2 separate regions of the Homo sapiens genome follow, and region 1 is linked to region 2. The links are chromatin contacts, found by Hi-C in ENCODE. All regions are on one chromosome and are shown on one strand. The core of a region is the stretch at or near the end of the contact, and the rest is flanking DNA. Distances in the headings are between cores, read along the strand shown.

Region 1 (2,700 bases), core at 24-2,523, 720 kb after region 2:
CAGGGCTTGTTGGTAATGTTTTGAATCTTTGTAAAAATTGATATTCTGTATAACAGAGTGCCTCTCTGTTACTTTTGGCCTATGTTGTTAGAAATAAGATGCTATCTTGCATAGTTAGAATTAAGCGTTTGTCCATCTCTAGATAACATTGAAAAGTTTGAGTGTTACAGGCTCTAAAGTGCAATGGAGAACAATTGCTTAGGAGGAGGAAGGGGAAAGTATACTTATGTTGGTGTGTAAGCATGCATGGAGGCCTCGAGGCACCACAACAAGGCCAGGTTCTTAGCACATCCTCTGTTCTCTACCTGTCATGCTTCAAGAGTTCCAGCTGGCCTGCTGTGAAGCCAGTAGCTATTTTAAAAGTGCTGGCTGCAGGATTAAGCCAACCCTTTACAACTGGCCCAGACCGTAATGGCCATTTCTTCTTAAAAAAAAAAAAATTTTTTTTTTTTTTTTTTTTTTTTTTTTTTTTTTTTTTGGTGTGTGTGTGTGTGTGTGTGGGGAAGGGTGTGGGTGCTGGGATGGGGGTGAATTTCAAGTTGAAACACGATGATGTGGTCTGCTTGCTCTCTGCTTAGACAGGCTTTAAGACCAATTGGATTTTCATGGAGGCCAGGACAGAGAGTGGTAATTGATGGCTTGTGTACAGACAAGCATTTATCCAGGTTGCGTTATCCAAACTGATTTGTTAAAGCTCCAGGTCACGTTCTTACACTAAGAAAATCATTCAGTAAACATGAGACAAGTTTAGGAAAAACTAATAAAATAAACCTGTCTTAAACTTGAATGGTTTCCTTAATTCCATAATGAAGGCTGCTGGGTGTGTGTGTGGGGGTGTGTGTGTATGTGTGTGTGTCTGTGTGTATGTGTGTGTGGGGTGGGGGCGGGGGGTGTGTTTTCAATAAAAATGTTCTCTAGGAGTAGGAACCCTCTGAGCTAAATTTCACTTAACATCCGTTGAAGACTTCCAGTCTGAAGAGTGACAGCTGAAGCACACTGCCTACTTTGTGAGAAAATGTTGCCTAATTTTTCTGTACTCAAACTCTCCAGTTGAGTCTTGGCCCAGTTCCTTTGGTGTTAGGAATCCTTGTCTTGCTCCTGTGACTGGGCCTTACTTTGAGGGTTTTGTTAGCAGAAGGCGGGGGTTATGGCATAAAGGTAAGTGCTAGGACTTACACCTGGCCAAAGAACAGCGCGGTCCAGAGTGTGCTAGAATAGTTGGCGCCACTGGATGTGTGGTGTGGCTGCGTGGAATGTGTGTTGGTGTATGTATGTGGTGGTGATGGGTGTTTAAAGGGCACTAAGCCAGTGAAAAAGACCTTAACTGGATAAGGCATGGGTCTAGACGAGGAGGGGTCAGGGGTCTTGTTCCCTGGGTCATGCCCCTTGCACAGTCCTAGTCCTCTGGCTGTAGGAGCAGCTTACCTGCCAGGGCCTACCCAGGGCCTATTGTAGCCACGTGTCTGAGAAACGTGTGTCTAGTAGGTTTGGTTTCCTCCTGAGCATGTAAGTGGTTTCTGTAGGGGAATTGTTAGATGTGGTAGAAAGAGCTGAGATAGCTGGGTGTGGTGGTGTGCACCTGTGATTCCAGATACTTGGGGGGCTGAGGCAGGAGGATCACTTGAGCCCAGGTGGTCAAAGCTGCAGTGAACTGAGATTGTGCTATTGCAACTCCAGCCTGGGTGATAAAGTGATACCCTGTCTCCTTAAAAGGTGGGGGCCTGAGAGATCAGGGTTCTGTTGTGGGGCAGTGGGAGCTGCTTTGCAGGGGCACAGGGGGCCTGGGGGTTGTTGGAGGTAGTGGGACTTAGTCCACCTTTGAGGGGACAGCCAAATGAAGGGGAAAATTGCTGGTTTTGGTACCTGCAGGAAGAGGGAAGATGTAAGCATGGTTCCAGCTGAAAACCATGCTTTAGAAGTTGGGATAGTAGTTACTCTTTGTGGAGTAGTGACAACATGATGTGAGGCTTGGTGATGCTTGTTTTTTGATCTGACTTGATAGTGTACTCATGTACACTTGATCTATTTCAATAATTTTAAGTGGCTTTAACAGAAAGGTGTGTATTTTTTTTTTTTTTTTTTGAGATGGAGTCTCGCTTTGTCACCCAGGCTGCAGTGCAGTGGCGGGATCTTGGTTTACTGCAACCTCTGCCTCCCGGGTTCAAGTGATTCTTCTGCCTCAGCCTCCCGAGTAACGGACTGGAGGCGTGCGCCACCACGCACTGCTAATTTTTGTATTTTTAGTAGAGACAGGGTTTCACTGTATTGGCCAGGCTGGTCTCGAACTCCTGACCTTGTGATCTGCCCACCTTGGCCTCCCAAAGTGCCAGGATTACAGGTGTGAGCCACCATGCCTGGCCTACATTTTTACACACACAATGTAGGTTATAAAACTACATAGCCTCTCATGTTTTGAAAGAACATTAAATGGGTTTGCAATAAAAAAGCCAGAAGGATTTTCCCAGATGAAGTGGTTTTTAGGGTGGGATTGTGGGTGATTGTTTATTTTTGCTTGTTTCTGTTTTCAGAGTTTGCTACAATAAGCATTTAGGGCCAGGCATGGTGGCTCATGCCTGTAATCCCAGCCAAAGTGGGAGGATCTCTTGGGTCCAGGAGTTCAAGACCAGCCTGGGCAACATGGGGAGACAAGCCCCTACCCCCCACCGCCTCCTGTCACTAATAAAAGCATTTAGGAATTTT
Region 2 (2,700 bases), core at 134-2,633:
AATTTTTTTTGTATTTCTTTGGAGAGACGGGTTTCACTGCGTTGGCCAGGCTGGTCTGGAACTCCTAGCCTCAAATGATCCACCGGCCTTGGCCTCCTAAAGTGCTGGGATTATAGGAGTGAACCACTGCACCTGGCCAAACATGCTATTTTAGGTAGAGTATCTGACTAATCTGTTGGATAAATCAGGGGTAGGGTGAGGAGAGAAGAGAAGCTAAAAGGCCAGTGCAGAAGCTTCTGTTGGTGCCGGGGACAGGGAGGAGAGTGTAGCAGGGCCTGGGCTGACATAGACATGCACAGAAGCCAGGCTTCCGGAGCCCATCTTGCACCCATCTCCTCAGCCCAGCAGATGGCAACACTGCTCTTCAGAAATGGAGGTGGCCAGCCAGCATGGGGATGCCGTCAGGGGGTGCAGGGCTCTCCCATTTTTGTGCGGTGTGGGGTACACATAAGCTCATCCACCCCAGGTTATTGCTGCGTGTGGATCAGCTCTTTGCTTCTGGCTTGTGATCACCAAACATTCCACAAGCTCTGGTTCTGCAACCTTATTCCCACCTATGGCTGTGCTCTACCTGGTCTGTGGGTCTGCTGTTGGCAGGGAGGCCTCACTGAGATTGGACCTTGTACTGCCAGGTTCATCCCTGAGTCCCCCCGATGGCTCATCTCTCAGGGACGATTTGAAGAGGCAGAGGTGATCATCCGCAAGGCTGCCAAAGCCAATGGGATTGTTGTGCCTTCCACTATCTTTGACCCGAGTGAGGTAAGCACCATGTGGGTGTGGGTGAGAGGGACAGACTGACCGTGATTTGAGAGCAGCAGCACCCAGCCCTGAAGTCCTCCCTGCTCACAGCAGCCCAGCCCTCTCTCCGCCCAAGCCCCAACTGCCCATTCCCCCCATCCCCCCACTCCCCACCCCCACACGGGCCCTGTTAACACTCAGAAGTTGAGGAATAGGTTACAGCTGCCTCACTCTTTTCACCACGGGTTTCAGATTTTCATTTTTTACTTCCTTTCTAGGCAATCATATATTTTAACCATTACTTCTAACAATAAATACTCTTTTTGAGTAATAGGCCTTTCATAAAGTCAGCATTTGGGAAAATCATTGTTTCTTATACCTAAGGTGGCTTGTCACCTTACAAAGCTAACCCCAAACGTAAAATGTAAAGCACAAATAGATTTGGAGTTAGAAGTATTTCATCTCTTGAGTATTAGCAATTATTCATTAAAAAGAAAAAAAAAGTGTTTAGTCTCTTTCTGCCCTCCAATGGTTAATTATTGCATATCATCTTGGAGTCAGGTCCTTTTTGATGTCCACCTCTTCCCCCTACCCCACCCCTCCCGTCAGCCCTGTTCTCACACACCATGACTCATTTCTTGGCTCTACCTAGTTCCTGGTTCTTGCTTTTCCTTCCCGTTCCCTCTCCTACCATCTCTGTAGCAGGCAGTTTTCCTTGGTCTCGTGACTATGAGAGGTTAGAAGCTGTAAATGCTGCCTGGTGGGGTTCTGGAATGTGTCTGTGGTCTGACTGGAAGATGAGGGGTTGGGTGTGGGAACAGCCACAAGCAGCCCTGCTGAAGTGTGAGAGGCAGGCATGGTTGGGCTTGGAAAAGAGGGAACAGTTATTGTAGACAGCGGAGGCCAATGGCCACTGCCAGCCCTGCAGACTTCCCAGTGAGTGGTGGCCCAGCAGCCACTGTCAGCATGCACCAGAAAGGGGTCCTGTGCGCAAAGGTCAGGCAGGAGTGTGGCAGAGGGCTTTTAAGTTAGGTGGTTTTGGGGGCTTTTAAGTGAGGGGTCAATCTGGGTGAATGCATAAGCCCCACTGGCATCTTTGAGGAAATGAGGCTATTTCAGGGGATACTTTCAGTCCAAAGTTGACCTTTTGTTGAACTTCTAACTCTGGAAAAACAAGCTCCAAACCTGGGTTTGCTTAAGAAAGCAACATCAGTGTGTTTAGACGTGTGGTTTATTAATGGCCTTGGCTGTGCTGAATTTCATAGGAAGTCACTCTGGGTGAAGCTCAGGTCAATTTTCCTGTTTTTCTATTTGAATTCTTTTTCCCTGGAAGCACACCAGTAACTACATAGTATAAGGACTCAAAACATTAACTTTTAAAAAATATCAGACCAATAAACCACACAGCCAGGTACTCTCTCTGACCCAGAGGGCAGGGAGCCAGGCTTCGGGAGGAATACTTAGAGGCCTCCTTGGAATGTGGCCACCGACAGGAATATGTGGGGGTGCAGTGAGGAAGCTGTCAGCCTGGGCCTCTGTCTTCCTGTACCCTTGAGGGACTGGTCACTTACTTTTCCTCATTTTCATTCACTCTGATTTGTTACTGACAAGGCCTAGGGAAGTTTTCACAGCCTAAAACACAGTCAGTATACTTACTGTTCTTAGAAACGTAACACTCCCCGACGCTGAGATGCAGACAGCTAAGATGCCAGGGATTCAAGTATGTTATTGTGTGCTCTGAGTCTCTGACCACCTCTTCTTCCCATACACTTATGATGTTGTTCCTGCAGTTACAAGACCTAAGTTCCAAGAAGCAGCAGTCCCACAACATTCTGGATCTGCTTCGAACCTGGAATATCCGGATGGTCACCATCATGTCCATAATGCTGTGGTATGTAAAAGAGACCTGCCTGAGGCTTCCAGACAAAGCTTCTTGAAGTGGCCATTGGGCCTCTTGTTTAC

The links. Hi-C counts contacts between places; a loop is a spot of excess contacts on that map. Pooled maps may share reads with other maps.
Region 1: a loop to region 2 is called in a pooled map, with 20 times the contacts of the local background. The contact joins two enhancer-like sites. A Hi-C loop is called at or near these places in 21 of 37 single-sample maps with no recorded cell type and 13 of 50 pooled maps.

Annotation. Positions count from the first base shown.
Region 1 is chr5:133,105,663-133,108,362 of GRCh38, forward strand. HSPA4 (heat shock protein family A (Hsp70) member 4) reads left to right here. Exons shown (of 19, transcript NM_002154.4): 19 at 1-787. Among named protein-coding and RNA genes, the nearest start is that of HSPA4, 55 kb to the left of the region's middle. Within about 2 kb of position 1,274, at least 4 of the 41 ENCODE cell types and tissues checked have a DNase peak (open chromatin) inside an H3K27ac peak, as active enhancers do.
Region 2 is chr5:132,386,393-132,389,092 of GRCh38, forward strand. SLC22A5 (solute carrier family 22 member 5) reads left to right here. Exons shown (of 10, transcript NM_003060.4): 5 at 633-759; 6 at 2,529-2,629. Among named protein-coding and RNA genes, the nearest start is that of MIR3936HG, 18 kb to the left of the region's middle. RefSeq lists enhancers at 49-98, 239-448. Within about 2 kb of position 1,384, at least 28 of the 41 ENCODE cell types and tissues checked have a DNase peak (open chromatin) inside an H3K27ac peak, as active enhancers do.